2 separate regions of the Mus musculus genome follow, and region 1 is linked to region 2. Evidence: chromatin loops called from intact Hi-C (ENCODE). Cell type or tissue: left cerebral cortex. All regions are shown on one strand. Links, peaks and the distances in the headings refer to the core of each region. The heading gives the core; the rest is flanking DNA. Region 1 overlaps Dlgap2 (DLG associated protein 2). Region 2 holds the start of Dlgap2 (DLG associated protein 2).

What was found. Hi-C counts contacts between places; a loop is a spot of excess contacts. Peaks named below come from ENCODE experiments on the same cell type or tissue, not always from the same donor. Only the 100,000 strongest peaks of a DNase experiment are listed, where the experiment ranks them.
Region 1: it touches region 2 in a loop (2.9-fold over the local background); 3 of 42 quality-filtered maps call a loop at or near these places.

What each region holds. Positions count from the first base shown.
Region 1 is chr8:14,256,067-14,264,403 of GRCm38, reverse strand. It overlaps Dlgap2 (DLG associated protein 2), which reads right to left. Exons shown (of 16, transcript NM_172910.3): 3 at 6,378-6,432. Among named protein-coding and RNA genes, the nearest start is that of Gm26184, 13 kb to the left of the region's middle. In left cerebral cortex, for the core only: no CTCF peak of the experiment used is centred there; DNase peaks (open chromatin) are centred at 2,362, 2,913, 4,101, 5,911 and 3 more places; H3K27ac peaks cover 3,899 bases.
Region 2 is chr8:14,094,464-14,102,800 of GRCm38, reverse strand. Dlgap2 (DLG associated protein 2) reads right to left here and starts at 6,926. Exons shown (of 16, transcript NM_172910.3): 1 at 6,660-6,926. In left cerebral cortex, for the core only: a CTCF peak has its summit at 4,264; DNase peaks (open chromatin) are centred at 4,806, 5,648, 5,983, 6,883 and 2 more places; H3K4me3 peaks cover 3,396 bases; H3K27ac peaks cover 3,839 bases.

The DNA of each region.
Region 1 (8,337 bases), core at 331-8,330, 160 kb before region 2:
CGCAGGCTTCTGTGAGATCCAGGAATGGTTCATTCAGAGGTTACCACGCCTGCTGCCTCTATATTTTTTTCATCCCTAAAAGGCCAACTCAGCTTTCTTCAAATCCCCATTTGGCAGTTTTGCTTAGTCAGGATAGACTGTTTCTACATCATGCAAACACACTGAAACAAATCCCTAGGAAAAGACCCTTCCTACCCATGGGAAGTACTAGAATAAATCAAGGCCTTTAACTATGCGTGTTCCATGAGTTCTCTGGAGAGACTTGGTGCCAAGAGTCTGACCAACCTCTAGCATTCAATCATTATTATATTGCACTAACCAATCGAGGGAACTTGTTTTGAGCGTGCACTGGATCAATTCAGGATGTGGAAGCCATGCCAGAGTCACAGTATCATAACAATCAGGGACGTCCTAACCCTTCCCACCCACCCCATCCTGGGCCCACACACTCCTCTCTGTTCCATATCCACTCTCCATGCTCAGTCGCACCTTTAGAAATCATGCCCATATGCAAACCTCCCAATTCTTAGCAGTAGCTAAGTAGTTGGAGATGTAAGCCATTATCCAGTTCCAGTGGCCCACACTGGAACACGTGTGGATGCATAGTTCCTTCTCTCTTACTTGAGTTACAAGCTAGAAGCTGTAGGCTTTGAAAGCCTATGAGCATCCTTACATCTCCTCCCAGCCTTTGCTCTGCCACAAGTCCTGCAGGGAAGGCCTTTCCTGTTCCTGATAAGAAACATGGCTAAGTCCTGGGTTGGGCCACCTGAAGCACCTTGTGTAAACCAGCTCCTGGTGGCTTCGTAGAACCCAATGAAGAGGAGGGTGAGAACTGCTAGGCTGCCATTTTATCTCCACTCCTCAGGAGATCAGCATTTTGTTTCATAGTAATAAGAGGAGGTAGTCTAAGGCTATCCCCTCACCTTTGGTAACTTAGACCTTAGACTATGCTTGCTGATTGGCCAGCACACTGGTATCAACCTTCATTTTTTGCCATAAGTTTCATATACAGGTGAATGCACATGACCTTGACTTAACGCCAACACAAATTTAAGGTAGCTTATAAACGAATGGGTAGGAAAAGAATGGCAGAAAGGAGAAAGGAATAGGGAGTGTTCAGTGAGGCAAAGCCATGGTTAATGTACCAAGAGGTAGAGAGCACTAGGCAATGTAGAGCAAAGTAGACAGGAACAAACTACGGAAGGGTGTGTAGGGTGTCTTTACTGTTTATCTCGAAATGAGGTGTGCATCAGCCACATAGCACCAGATGCTACTGGGGTGGGGGTGGGCTATGCAATGCTGTCCTGAGATACTCCTTAGCCTTCTTGCTGGAGCAGGGAGCATCCTAAGATACTCCTAAGGTAGCATGGATGTTAGAAGTCCTACAACAGCATGCATGGAAACAGGGATAGGACTTCTGAAGGAAACCTGTCCTCTCCACAGTGCTCCACCGCAGACCAGATTTCAGAGCATCCACCTACAGTATTACCACTAACAAACGTCTTGCCTGTATGCCTTTTTTTTCCTAAAGAGCTTATAAAATAAAAAACTCTAGAGCACCATGAATTGGGGGGGGGGCACTTCTTCTCTTGATTATCTGGAGCGCATTCTGGGATTTTAGGCAAACACACAGTGCTAAGGTTAGCATACAGCCACTCAGGCTTGGAAAGGATGACACAGGGTAAGAATCATCCCTCACGTTCCCAAATAGGAGACTGTAGTCAGAAGTTGAGAGCCTCTTCAAGAAGTTAATTTGACTACTCCCAGCCACAGAGAGCTGTGGTGGCCTCTACAGGGTGCTCCGGTGAACTTGTGAGATATTATTAAGGGACACTGTTCAAACTACAGGGTGAGTCTGAAATCTCTCAGAGAAAAATCAAGAGCATTGGCCATAGTCCTCATGGCCTCTTGTCTATGTACCACTCTCACCAGTGAGAAACCGAAGCGAAGCGCACCCAGGTCTGTGGGAGTCGATAGCTCAGGCTCCATACATAAGGGCTGGGAATAAGCACAGTTCATTCTTGGCTGTATCTCTACTGGGGTGCACCATTTTCTATTTTAGTGAATAACTGCCGTCTAAGATACAATGAGACCTATAGGTGAAGAAAAAACACACTGAATAAAGCTATTTTAGTCCTAAAACTATTGATCTATAAACTTACATCCTGGCAGTAGTTTTGAAACACCACCAATTTTGTAATAAACCCTTCTCGGTTTATGAAATTAAGCCCTTTGATGCGCGAGAGGCTTCTCTTCTATCTTTGGTTGGTGGGCCGGGGGAGAGAGCACAGAAAACAAGCATTCTGCTCACTCAACGACGGCACTGAGTGTTAGGAGACAGAGAAAGCAAATCTCCGCAGCTCGCAGCATTTACTTTCTCCATTTAGCTCGGGGCCTGTTATTCTTAGTTTATGAATCATATCATATGGCATTCCATTTGCACAACCTCAATTCTTTTTTGAAAGGGAAAAAAAAGGTAGTATAAATAATTGCAGTAACTGGGTAAAAGAGCTCACTTGAAGCATTTGGCCTCTCAGAGAATAAACCATCAACCCATAATATTAAAATGGCATCATTTGGCACCATGCATGGTAGTCCAGGAGCTCCACATTTACCCAGGTTCCCCCACAACAGCATCACCATCCCTCATCCACATGAGTCTGCCCTGCACTTTGTCAGAGTCACGCACAGACAGGAAGGATGTCCCGAGGTTACTGTAGCATCGCAGACCAATGCAGTGTGAGATGCTGAGTGAGTTACAGAACAATGTTCCACAGCTATGTAGAGGAGAAAGCCAGGAAGTGGGGTCTGTGTCCTATCATCTTAAGAGGGCAGTGTCTTTCCTTCACAGGCAATAGCCAAAGGTAGTACCAAAGCTCTAAACCAAAGGTACTGCAGGGCCACCATGCAGTCTCTTCTCTGCCACACCAGGAAACAGTATTCCCACCATATGTGTATAAACCAAGTGCCCTGTCTCTGGCACCAATCACTTTGAGTCATGCCCCTGCAGACGGGCCATAGAAAAAGAACAAACTGACACATTGGTTTCCCCATATGTGTTCTCTGTGAAATTACAAGATATTGAAAAACCTTTGGCTCATGAGAAACCCAGTAGATGTAAAAGTACCACCCTTTCTTGTCATTTCAACAGAGATGTGTGTCCCCTCTGTTTTCTGAACTAAATTTGTAAGCTGGCCAGCAGTCAGTCTAGTTTCAACAACCCCCCTGCTCCTTGTACACACACACACACACACACACACACACACACACATATATAATATATACACACACACATATATATATATATTCTTCATATAAAAACCAGATCTGTCCAACATATGTGAATATTGTAAAATTAGGGATCCTATTTCAAACATTAGGTTTTAATCCAAGATTCTATTCAGCCCAAATACACTAAGAAATTTACACCACATGAAGACCATGTTTAACCACAGTCAGTACCCAGGGAAGGCTGCACAGAAGACGGTCAAAAGTCTCTACCTGCCCAAAGGACTGATCAGAGTACAGGCCCCTCCCAATTCTCTTCCCAGGACCTTTGCAGCAGAACTGGGAATGGGCCATGGTGGGAGAATTGGCAACATGGAAACTGGCAAACACTAGGGGCTTGGGTTCCCACCTCCCCAGCGTCACCCTGCTGAGGAAAGGTGTGTGCGTAGCAGTTCTCACTGGTAGTCAGGCAACCTTGGAGACAGATATGCTCAGGTATTTCGAGAATGCCATCTTGAGCTGGCAAAGAAGCAAGAATCACAGCCGCACACATCAAGATCATTAAGCTCTTTCTATTCAACTTCCCTGAAGAACATGTTTCACGATCACCTTTCTGTGACTTTGGAATGAAAGATAGCCCAAAGTCAAATCTCCCAGCATACTTAGTCTGCATACAGCCTGTCACTTTGTTGTTGTCATCAAGGCCTGTGGGGAATGAATGTTTTTGCCATTCTGTGAGATGAATTTGTTCCCAAAATGTCTTCATTCTTGGTGGCAGAACAGGCTGTCTTCTGAAGGACGCAGACAAACACCCTGAGGCAGCCAATCCCAGAGGCAAGGGAAAGCCTGCTCCTAGCGCCCCACACTCTGCTATCCCACAACCTGTGTGACCACGCTGAGACAAACTGCTAACAAACACGTTCAGAGCCCAGATGTAAGAACCAAATAGCTGCCAACAGTTGCACGGTCTGTCACACTAAAAGGGAAATACACTCAATCAGTTGCCACTAATACCTTGCTCTAATCTTCTTACACACAAATCTTACGAAGCAGGAAGAACAGGAGAAAACTCAATAGTTTATACTGTGTCCTGCATTTTATACAGAAACCAAAGTTCCCACGCCCCAGAAGATAAGGGTGGAAAGTGTTCAAGCTATACAAGAGGTAATCATGTCTTAGAGTGGGAAACCTGTGCTGCCTAGAACCCTGTAAAGACAGGTTAGCTTTTATCTTGGAGATCGCCAGCTATAATCAAAAGATGAAGGTGAGGAAGTTGCTGTTTGAAAAGTTTACAAATTCACCCGGGGGTCAGCACGCCCTGTGGTCCATCAGCCACCTATGTATGAATCACCACTTTGAATAGAGGTGCACAGGAACCAACCCTGAGACAAGGGTATGTGACAAGGGTAATTAATATCCCAAAAGCTGACGCCAGTGCACATAGCTGTTGGCTGGGTTAATAAGGTACACAGATGTCTGTGTCTCAATCCAAAGGCAAGAAATGGGTCACGCTATTAAAGGTCACTGACATCAGAAAAGGAAAGGATCTGAAAGTAAACGCTGAATTCAACCCAGAACTACGAACACCCTGAGAACTATCCCACCAAGCCGCACCTCAGTTACAGTGTGGACTTACACTGCAGTCCCCGTGTGCTTCGTAAAGCCGGTGTGCCCGTGGGTTTCTTCACAAAACAACAAAGGCAAAAACACATGCTCAGCATGTGCCTTCATTCTCTTATGAACAAATTCCAAAACCGGGTAGTATAGAGAAACATCATTAATTAATTAATTAATCCATCTTTTTAGCTCATTCACCAAAATTATCACATGCAATTAAATTAGGGCAAAAGAATTTTATCTTTTATTTCAAAACCAGCCATGTTTAATTCAGAAAGACTGAACTCAGTGAAGGCAGCCTTCCTGGGTCTAGGCACCAACAAACAGCACTCTTAGAAAATGAAAATAAATTATCTTGAGGTGGCAACATCTCCCAAACTCACTTGAAGCTTTGCATACAGCAAAGTGTCTCAAAATACTAAAAACTCATTTTATTTAAATTTTTTAATTTTTTAAATTTTTTGTTTGTTTTTCCAGTAAAAACTCATTTTAGTCCTGAAAGTCCACGGGTAACTTCATTTACCAGAGCTTAGCTTGTTTTCACTGCCTTGATGGCATATGGGAAATGGCCCAAACAACTTGACCCCCGCTCCTCACACATCACCGTATTTCTTCACAGCATGCATCCAGCATCTTCACTATTACCCAAGACTGTCAGAAAACACAGGCTTAAACAATATGTAACTGTGTTACATCTATGTTTCTCTATAAATACAGTAAACAAGATACAACTGCTTCAATAAAAAGAAACAAACTCTTTGAAAAGGATGGCATCAGTAACAATATATCCACAATTCTTACTTTAAAAGATGTAAATTTGTTTCCCCCAAACCTCGGAATATGCAACATAAGCCTTCCGGCCCTTAGAGACCATGCCTGTTTATATGCATAACATGGCAGTGAAAATATCACCAGAGCAAGTGCCTGAGTGTCATCCCAGAAGACAGAGAATCCGAAAACCTCCGTTTCATACCCAACAAAAATACCCCGGCACGTGCACCTGTACTTGAGGAGACAGTCGATTTTAGGAATCTGCGAGCTCTGCAAAGCCCTTTGCAAGAAGCAGCTGCATCCACTATCCGCGCCTCGGAGTCTGAGACTTTTCATTTTGATGAAAATAACTTCAATGACAGGCTGTCTGCATGGAATAATCAAGATCTACAGAGCTACAGAAAACACACCTCACAGTCTCCTCTTTAATGATAAACCAAGTCCCATAATGGCTTTTAGACCTTCTTTCTCTCCACCACTTTCCTTAGAAACAATGCAGAGCACTTACGCTCTACCCACAGTATCCATCCACGATGCAAAGCTACAGCACAATACAAGTATGCACCACAAGATTCCTATTCCATCAGAGGAGGAGGAGGAGGAGGAGGAGGAGGAGGAGGAGGAGGAGGAGGAGGAGGAGGAGGAGGAGGAGGAGGAGGAGGAGGAAAGTGCAAAAAGCCTGCAAAACATCTAAATCTGGCATCTCGTTTGGTCACTGACATACAACCCGTGGTCTCCGATCCGATCAGGAAGAGTCCTACCTGTGTTCCTGTCTGGTAAGATGCAGCAATGCTTCTGCAGGATGCCGGGCAGAACCTGTTTCAAAACACATAAATAAAAGGCACTTGGTTATTATTCAGGCAGAGGTAAAGCACTTCGTTAGCTACTCTAAGGGACTTTCTAATAAGATCATTTGGTATGGCGCAAAAGTCGCTGCACCCGAGACGGACTCAATGATCAACCCATATGGGAAAAGCTGATAACATGCATCTTTCATCAAAAAGGTTAATCAAGTAAGTGTGCTGATTGCATATGGTTCTCCTGGGATGTGGCTGCCACTGAGTAATAATACACACCCTAATAGGCCCTAAGAGATCTGGAACATGGCTCTGAAGGGTCTGCTGTGTGCAGGGAAATGGGCACACCAATTTTCCAGGTGGCTTTTAAAAGATTAGGTGTAATTAGAGCCTGACAATGGAGTCTTGCTGGGACACTCTGCTGGATTTTCACTGAGGACCTAACCTCAGTGGCTGTCATCCCTCATTCAGAAAACTTGTGGGGAAATATAAAGCAAAAAGCTCTGTTAGGAGTCTAAGCTTGGAAACAAAAGGTGAAGGAAGGGTCTCATTTGATTTGAGGGAGAAAACAATAGAAATTGCTTTTGTCAAGAAAATCCTACAATGTAAAGCTTTCGCAGAGCACAGGCCGGAACGAGTCTGCAACAGGAGATTCTCAGCAAAAAAATTATGGCCATGCCTCCTAAGCCACTGAGAGAAAAACTGAACTCTCACATGCTCCACAAGACCAGGCATGACAGCCCTCGGTCAGCAGTGGCAGCTGTCCAGAGATTTCAGCCAGGACGGTAGTATGACATGAGAGTAATGGATTTCATACGACTGACAGCCGTGTCCCAGGGAGACATCAGGAATGCTACTTCCTCCACTCCCTGAGAACACCTTGTGTGCAGTAAAGAATGCTTTTTTATCCTAAATATAATCGGCTGTACAGAACAGCATAAATAACTTCTGAAGGTGGATAAAATCTACTTATACAAAACATCAAATAAAATAAAGCAATAAGCAGATCTGTATCTAGTAAATGCTACGGAAAACGTGGGATTAGAGTTCAAAAGCATATCTGATTTTTGCCCAGTTAACTGCTGCATTGGGACACAAACCATAGCTTATGAAAAGCTCATCCGATTAATCTCCAAGAGCATGGCAAGAACCACAGTGTCAGCTCTAGCCAGTGATCCAGAGCCTATGGTGTTGATGGTCTCCATCAACCAGGACTGTCCCCTGGGTTTATGGCTGACTCTTCCTCAAGAGCAGCCCTAAGCCTTCAAGGCTTAGAGTGCAGGAACACAGAGTAATTCTTCTGCTGAGTATGGCCCTCTCAAGGAGGAAACAGACATAAACCCAGTCATTACACCAATGAGGTCTCTCCACAGTTGGCTCTGTCTCTCTGTGTCGGTATCATCAGAATTACTACAATGTCACCTTTCCCCTGGGTCTTGAACTGAGAGACCTATGCTTCAGCCAGGTCCTAAAGGCCATGCTGTATATAGAAATGTCTAACCTGAGGGCCACTATGTTGAGGAATAGTCATGGCCATTTATTGACATGTGACCTTAGAGACTGATCAATGATTCCCAGGGCCAGCCACTCTGAGTCAAGGTCTCTGGGTCAAGCCATGTGGACACCTGGCTCTGGAGCACTGATAACTTCACACTCAAGCTTCCTGCTTCCCCCTCAGAGCTTTCCCAGGCTGCTGCTACCCCCCAAAAGCCGCCAGCATAATCTAGAGATCTCACTTTTGATCTCTTTGAAGCAATATTCCCTTCCTGACACAGCCTCAATTTTTTCTTTTCTTTTTATTTTTTTACCATGCCACGCAGCTTTCATTTGACCACAAACAGGAAAATATAAGGAGCCTGAAGAAGTCATAAACAGTCCATGGTAGAATTCACCTTGACTTTCCCAAAGGCGGACGATTTGTGTT
Region 2 (8,337 bases), core at 221-8,220:
GCAGCCATGTCCACAACACTATGATAGACAACGGGGATTGGTAGTTCTGTCTTTCTCATAGCTCTCCTACAGCACCAAGGACAGCAAATGGCCACCGGCACCCCAGTGTGCTTTCCATGGTCCCTGTTGAGCACAAAGCAAGAACTAAGAGGATGACCTCATCTGGCATCAGGTCTGGGAAATATGCCACAGGGAAGCAGTGTTCAACTAGGTCTGGAAAAGTATGAAAGATATCTGGAAAATAAATTAGGGGTTGGGGAACCTACCTCCATGGTGAAGAACACTTGATCTTCTTTCAGGGGACCCATGCTCAGTTCCCAGAACCCACCTGGCTGTTCACAACTGTCTACAACTCTAGGTGTTGCCAAGAATCCAGCTCCCTCTTCTGGCTCTAGGGGCATCAGACACGCACATGGCACACACATACATGCAGGTAAAACACACATAAGACACAATTTTTTTAAAAAGAAAACATTATTAAGTGTAGCGAAAATGTGGTGCTCTGTGGCCAAAGTGCAATACAAAGTTACAAGATGGAGCAGATGGGAGTGAGGGAGAGGGAACGGGGAGCTAACCTTCACAAAAGACAGAGTGTCCGACAGAGCAAAGAGCAACTCCAAGACAGAGCTGGGACAATCCTGGCCCGTGCTGAGCAGAATGCAGCTCTTGGGACCATTCGCTGATGCAAGAGATCTTCTTGGGCCCAGATAAGTGAGCAATTAAGACCGAGCACCTTTGTTCACAATGCTACCATTTTAGCAGATTTGGGGAAGACCGACATGTAAGGCATCCCACGGAGTGGAGCAGGTGCTGGCCAGGGGAGACAAACACTGAGTAAGCTTCACCAGGTAGGATGGGGGAGCAAGAAGTGGCAACAAGCCAGAGATGAGTCAGAGATAACAAAGCTACCTGGGTGAATAGTTTTTTAACCTCAGGATGGTACAGAAGGGTATCCTCTACAACCCTTCCAGCTTCTGCTTCCAGTACAGCTACTGGATAAGTTATAATTCACCTAGTTCTACAGGAGGCTTTCTGTTAGATAATTTTGCCTATCCATAGGCTAATGCCAGTGGTTTAAACACATTTAAATCAGGGGAGGCTAATCTATAACATTTGGTAAGTGTATTAGACACATATCTGGCATTTTGGTATTTTCGATTAATGAAGAGTTTTCGAGTGGTGGGCTCATTTTCATTTTAGAAGCACTTGTTAAGAAGGACCCTCTTCACATGCTGTTACCGTCAGCATGTTAAGGTCACTTGCCTTACAATAAAATGTCATGTACCAGGGTTTCAGGAACTATGGAGATGCATAAACCTCAAAGGCTTGAGTTCTTCACAGGATCTGCACCATGGCTGACATGCATCTTTGACCTTGACTGTAATACGCCTGTCAGTGATGCAAAGCCATAAAGTCCTGGCCATCTCGCTCTCCGTCTTGCCACTGAAATAAAACGTGACAAATGGACAGCTATGCATGCCCTCTTCCAGGCTATGCTTAGCCTCTGTTGTCTTTAGTTTGCATTGTAGTGTGTCATAGGCACAATCAGGAAAAATACTTCTGGATTAACACAACAGCTACTTTGTTACAGCCCCAACTCTTCCGTATGTGATCTCCTTGGGAAAGACCCTACACGACTTTTATGTATTTGTGATGTCCAACGCAACAAGTTAACCAGGTAAAGGTTTGTGTGTTTTGGGTTTTGTTGCTATGACTCCTAGGGAGCTCATAGTCAAATGTAACATTCAAAAATGTCTTTAACTTTAATGTTGCCTAGTTACTGGCCCTACCTAGTTCATTAACATTTCTTCCATGCTTTTACTGGTTAAGTTCACTTACATTTGGATGGTTTTTTTTTTTTTGAAGGATTGACAAACAAATATATAAATAAGCAAGAGTGCTACAATTCTCTCAGAAGTCAGGGTAATTTAAAACTTTCAGCTCTGGTGGCTCAAACTGGCTCTGCTTCCTCATAACTGAAAGAGTCAGGACATAATGAACATTCTACAGCATCCTTCCTACAACACTGATGCTATTGATCCACTTAAGCCATGAGGTCATCCCACCAAAGTAACATGAGATCATCCCCTTTTGGTGAAGGGTGACTAAACTGCAGCGAGGCCAACCAGATTGCCAAATGCCACTCTGTAGTGTAGGCAGATGACAGCAGACCTGAACTCAGCCATCCTTTACACCAACAGGATGAGATACCACTTGTCACCTTGTGCAGAAACAGCAGGACCAATGTCCATTAAGCACAAGAGCATATGTTTGCATATTGCCTGGCTACTCCATGGGCTCTAGGGAATAATTACATTCTTTCATTTCCAGCTGTATTCTTATGCCTATTATTTGGTCTCCCTCAGTATGCACAGCACGGGGTATCATTTTTAGACCAATGGCTAATTATATACACAAAGTTACTTTAATTTTTTTTGCTATAATTTTATTGGCAGTATGTGTCCAAACGTCTCTCCCTTTCCAGACCTAATTGGTTAGAATTTTTCTTTTTGTTCCGGTGGGAACACATAAGAAGTATACTAGGCAAAAACATCACCTCGTAATGAACAAATCTTGCTCCAAAATGAAAGTTTTCACTTGGAAGCTTCTGAATAAACGAAAACCTACTCATAAAAACACTTGACTGTCAGGAGCAGATGACCCAATCCAACAGGAGAATTTCCATCTCTGAAACAACAGGTAAAGATGGTTCTCTCAAATAGTCTTGCCCTGTCCTCCTTAGACAGGAGCAATGGACTGCAACCTTATCTTTTAGAGAGATTGCAAATTGACTACAGCAACTTCAAGCCTTCTGTCTTTTCATTCTTATTTCTGAAACATTTTTCTCAGAAGTCACATAAAAAACTTAGGTTTGAGTAGACTTCAACGTCCTTTAATGATTGAACAACCTGACAAAGTCACATATCCTGCAATGTGCCGGGCCAGTCAATCATTCGTCCCACTGCTGGAAGGAGGTGGCCCACCACAGCCACACCCTACGCATGGGAGGGATCTCTAAAAGCAGAGCTGAGTAAATTCACACAACATGATATCCTGGCAACCAATAAGGTCACTACATCTTGGGAGGTCAGGAAAGAAAGGCTGGATGATAAACTATTGGCTTTTATCACAGGAGCAGGAAAAGCTCCCTAGCAACACCAGATGCAAAAGCTTTTACGGGATCTCGCCCCTCCAGTGTCGTGGCAGACAGAGAACAACAGTTGTTCTCCTTGGCCCATAAAAAGGGACACTACTAAGACCCTAATGAACTGATGGAGAGGCCATCTCATGTTTAGAGAAAATGGAAGGATCAAGGAAAATCAGCTGGCTAATCCCCATCACCTTTGCCAAAGAGATTAAGAACTAAACATACTGTGTGCCACAGCTCTGAAGCCCTGGGAGGCAGAGCTGACCAAGGGCGGCTGTGGCTTTCACACCAGCACGGGAGCCTGCAATCCCACACCTGGTCAGAATCAGAGCCCCTGACACTTGCCTCCTGAAAACCTGGCATGCTTCTATTATGAATACCAGTGAGTGGTCATGTTCAAAATGCCCACACACAAGTACCGAGAAACAACTGAACATATTCGGTTGATGCCGGTAAAGCGTGAGTCCTCATAAGATGAAAAGCAAAGGCTAGGGAAAACTGTGGTTGGGTAAGAGCAGTTTCAACTGCATGGAATGTTTTGCCCACTAACTTCCTGTGTGGTGAATCTCTGATTCCTTTATAGCCAACATACTGCAATGCTCTAAATATGACTTCCATCTGGCCAAAATGATGAATCACAGCTATTTTTATTGTAGCCAATGCATGATCAGGGCTTATCCATTCCAAGGGTCAATAAATAATATTTAATTAACATCTTCATAAATTCTATAATCAAAGTGTATAGCATTCCACTCCTTGGGCAACTGTGATGAAGGGTTGTTTGATTTTGATTTTGTTTTTTGGTTTGTTTGTTTGGTTTGGGTTTTTTTTGCCTCAAATATAATCCTAAAGGAATATTACAGCATTAAAAGTCCTGTAACCCTTAATAAAACCCTAGAACTTTTTAGCTCCGCAGTGGATCGTGTTCTGGGTACGTGAGTCAAATTCTAAGAAGCATGTTTTTGCTTCTAATATTCATTTTGGAATTTCTATCACTGTCAAAAAGGAAGTGGACAAAAATAGGAGATGCAACAGATTGCCACAGAGGGACATACTTACGTCACTCTGGAGAAATGACAACACTGCCATTGAACCACCTGAATCAGAGGCGCCCTCGAGCGAGCGCAGCACATGAGGGATCTGCAAATGAGCTTCTTGCCTCCCGCCAGCAACGCCAACCACACAGGCTGACTTCACTATGGCTGCACAGGCAGCAAAGGGACTGGAGCTTGGCACTGCTCAGCCTGGAAGGTTTCTCTGGGGAATACAAAAGTTCCATGGGGGAGGGGCGGTAATTTTAATTATGTTCCTTTGAGTTATGTGACATAGCACTCACCATTTGGTGTATTACCCTTTGACCTAAAATACAAGGTATTCACAGGTCAGAGCAAGAGTTATGGCTCTACCTCTACTGACTTAACAGTGGAGATGATTTCAGAAGGGAATAGTGGGACATAAACAGCTCATAACAGACCATCTCAGAGAACAAAACCCATATTCACTACATCAGCCCCATGGAATGGAGAAGTGGTGTCGCTGCGGATTACTGCCCATCTTCCATTGGATTTATGTTTCTCCCAATCCAGATGTGCTCGAGCAGCGGGCTCCCTGAGGCCTGCCAGCCAGGCAGCCAGATGTGGGGCGGAAAATATTCTAATTTGTTCCCTTCTAAGTAATGAAAAAAGTCACACCATCTAAAAGGAAGTCGTATGCACAATCTACAATTACCATGGAAGCCAAATCTGTGTGAGTCACCCTACTGCCTGCACAAGACAATTTGGCTACTGGAGAATCCTGATTAATGGCATTAAACGGCATTTTTAAAACACCAGAGTAACAACCTGACCTGCCAAATTTTATTATTTTTCATCATATCACCAAATTTTTCTTGGCCTTGGCTATGTAGCACCTTCCACAGGGAATATGAAGATGAAAATCACGCTATAGTGCACTTAAAGTCTATATACTATTGGGGAGGTTGGATTAAGTAAGTCAGCTTCAGATTTGTACACAACTCTGAAGCGGTCCTGGGTTACTTTGGGCTATTCTGTGACTCCGGGTTGTTTTCTCAATACAAATGCAATTAGTTTGTGGACTGTACAATAAAAGCCTTCTGCAAAACACAGGTGACTGGGATCCAAGGTAACGGTCAGATCTCAAGGTTGTAGGCTGATGTACCCACCTGGCCACTAACAGCAATCCCAAGGCTCCGAGTCCAGACAGCTCCCTCCCGCCTCCAAGTATTAGACGCCAGGAAAAACTGGTACGCTTTAATCTCCAGCCCTGAAACGCCCACAGCTCGGACTGGCAGAGTTCATCAAGAGCGAGGGCGAATTCGCTGCCCGTTACTTTATACTCTTCATCGATACAAGCCGGCTAAGGCTGATCAGTCAGTCACGCATTTGGATTTCGACCCGGGCCGGAATCCACATCCATTTGAAAAGAAGGAAGCGACATGCGGGCGGCTGGCACCACATTCCCGAAGTGTTTTGAGTTTCGGGTGAGAAACGGCTAAGCAGCCGCGGCGCTCCCGGTTCCCTTTCACCTGCGACACTCTACGCCCGCCTAGGCACTGCCTGCTGCCCTTCCCCATCTCTTCTAACTCGGTATACAGCCCCGGCCCCTGCCTCGGGTCCCAGCGAGCATCTCCCGCCACCCAGCCGCTCCAGGAGGATGGGAGAGAAATCCCCTGCCCCGCCCGGCCCCACCTGGCCAGCGTCAAGCAGAGGAGCCGGTGCCTGCCGCCCCCCAGCCCTTCGCCGCGCAGGGCTGTAATAATTACATCCTCATTATTTCTTCTGCGATCGTTAGGGAAAGAGCCCGAGAACAGCAACAGCAGCTGCCGGGGGAGGCTTAGTTACAAAACCCTGCGCTGGGTAGCGCTTCGCTTAGCAACCACCCCTAAAAAAGCCCCCGTGCTCCCGGCTCGCACTTGGAGAGCCCAGCAGCGGCCACCCCCTCCCAAGCCCGAGGCCCAGGCCCTGCCGGGCGCGAAGGCTGTTGCAAAGGGCACAAGTGGCCCCTCCCCGCCTCCGCGACCCCAGTGCCCGTACCACCAGCTCCAAGCACCTTTCATTCATTCCCAGTCTAGGTCCGGGTGTCCACCCGGGCTTGGGGGAGGGGAAACCCAGGTCGCACCCCACTGCCCCACCAGAGTCCCTCTCTGGCCGGGGCCCCGGGCTGCACCCCCTTACCCGGCCTCGCGGAGCGGGGAATTTCACACCTCCGCCTCGCTCCTGCACCCAGGGAGCCCGTGTGCCAGCAATCCTGCCGCGGGGCGCTGCAGCCCGGAAGGACCCCAGCGGCGGACCCCGGAGCACCAGCCGTCCCTGGGGTTATTCTCACGCTCCCGGATCGGGTCCCCGGGAGCCTCTTATCCCCAACGCAGCCACTCAGGCAGGGCCCTCGCCGGTCCGGCTCGCAGCACCGCCCCCTCCCTGCCCCGACGGCACTCGCCACTTAGCGCCCAGGTCCCCGCATCCCGGTCCCCGCGGCCCCGCGCGTCTCGCACCTTCCTCAGAGCAGACATCCTTGGGCTTTCCTAGTTCAGTGGGTGCAGAGCGACATGGCAAGGTGGCCACCCCTCAGGCCAGGCGGTGCGCACAGCACTGCCGCCAGCTCCCAAGCTCGAGAATCCTTGGGTCCGTGCGTCGATCCGCAGTCTGTCTGTCCCCCGCTGCCGCTACCGCTTATCGCCTCCACCACCGCCACCGCCAGCGCCACCACCGCCGCCGCGCGCTCCGACCCCGTTCGAGCCCGGCGCACGGTCGGTCCTCACGGCCGGCGCCTGCGCACTCGGCGCCCGGGGAGGCACCGGCGCACTGGGGGGCGGCCGGTGCGTGGCTCCATCTGAGGAAGGGCCCAGCGCCACGCGCCTAGGGGGAGCGCTCAGGCCGCGGTGCCGCTGCCAATGGCAAGCCTGGCCCAGAGGTCGCATGGCGCTCACGGCCCGGGAGCCCGCGCACAGCGGATCCCAACTGTTGCGCGCAGAGCGTTGGGTCACTCCAGGACAGTGATGGTTCCCGGAGGGGGAGCGGAGAGGTCCCACACCGCGTGTGCTCCGTGTGTTTGTAGGTCAGCGTGGGAACCCACAAGCAAGCCAATGCGCCTGGGAAGGGCCAGCTCAATGTGAACCGAGATGTGGGATCTGCAGACGCATCGGCACCCTGAACTCTGCACGGTGAAAGCCTATTGGGCTCCCAGGTCATAGAGAGGGAGCGATGGAAGATAGGAGCTCTCAGCACTGGCCACTAAGAGAGCACAGTGCTGCTCTGGGTGCTGTGAAATAAGACCACTGTTTCCACCTGTTACCTCCCAGCTCTGGTAAACTGCTGCTTCTGGGCTCACAGGAATCCCCAGCACCTTGAACAGCAATCTTTAGTCATAAACCTGGTCCAGATAGAGGGCTGAGATGGTGTCGGCCCTTGTTTGCTGCTGCACTCGGAAGCAAAGAAAAAAAACTATCTTTTTTTTTTTCCTCAGCGAAATCAGAAACACAACAAAAAACAGTCTGGCAAATTCAGCAAAATTAGCCATATTTTGATGAAACCTAATTAGATTCGTGGGGATACCCTTTTTAGATCCACTGAACAGTCAAGAAAAGTTTCTGTGGCCTAGAGTAAAAGGTGCTGACAACTAAAGACATAGTTTGGCACCGGGCTCTGGGGATACTCACTACACCTGCTTAACCTTGGGCCGGTCTCTAGGCTCCGTGTAAATATAATAGGGGGCTTTCGTCTCCGTTGTCAAGAAGTTTAAATGTGACCAAAACTTAATCAATAAGGTGACTATTTACAGAAAGGTGAATGGGTGTCGAATAGAGGAGAGACAGGTGAACAGCCCTGTATTTCCCTAAATCCCAAGATCTTTTCCATAAAAACAGCCTCCATAAGATGTTTTTTCCTATGATCAATCAACTGCAGTGCACTTTCAGAGCAAAATACTAAGGTGTGTGAAAGATACACAAATGGATCAAAGGTATCTGATGTGACTTTTTTCTAGTGTTTGTAGCACACTCCATTTGGATTCCACTATCGAAAGAGAGAGAGAGAGAGAGAGAGAGAGAGAGAGAGAGAGAGAGAGAGAGGAAGGAAGGAAGGAAGGAAGGAAGGAAGGAAGGAAGGAAGGAAGGAAGGAAGGTGGGTTTCCAGACCTCGAATAAAAAATCTAGACTGCACATCAAGTTGAAG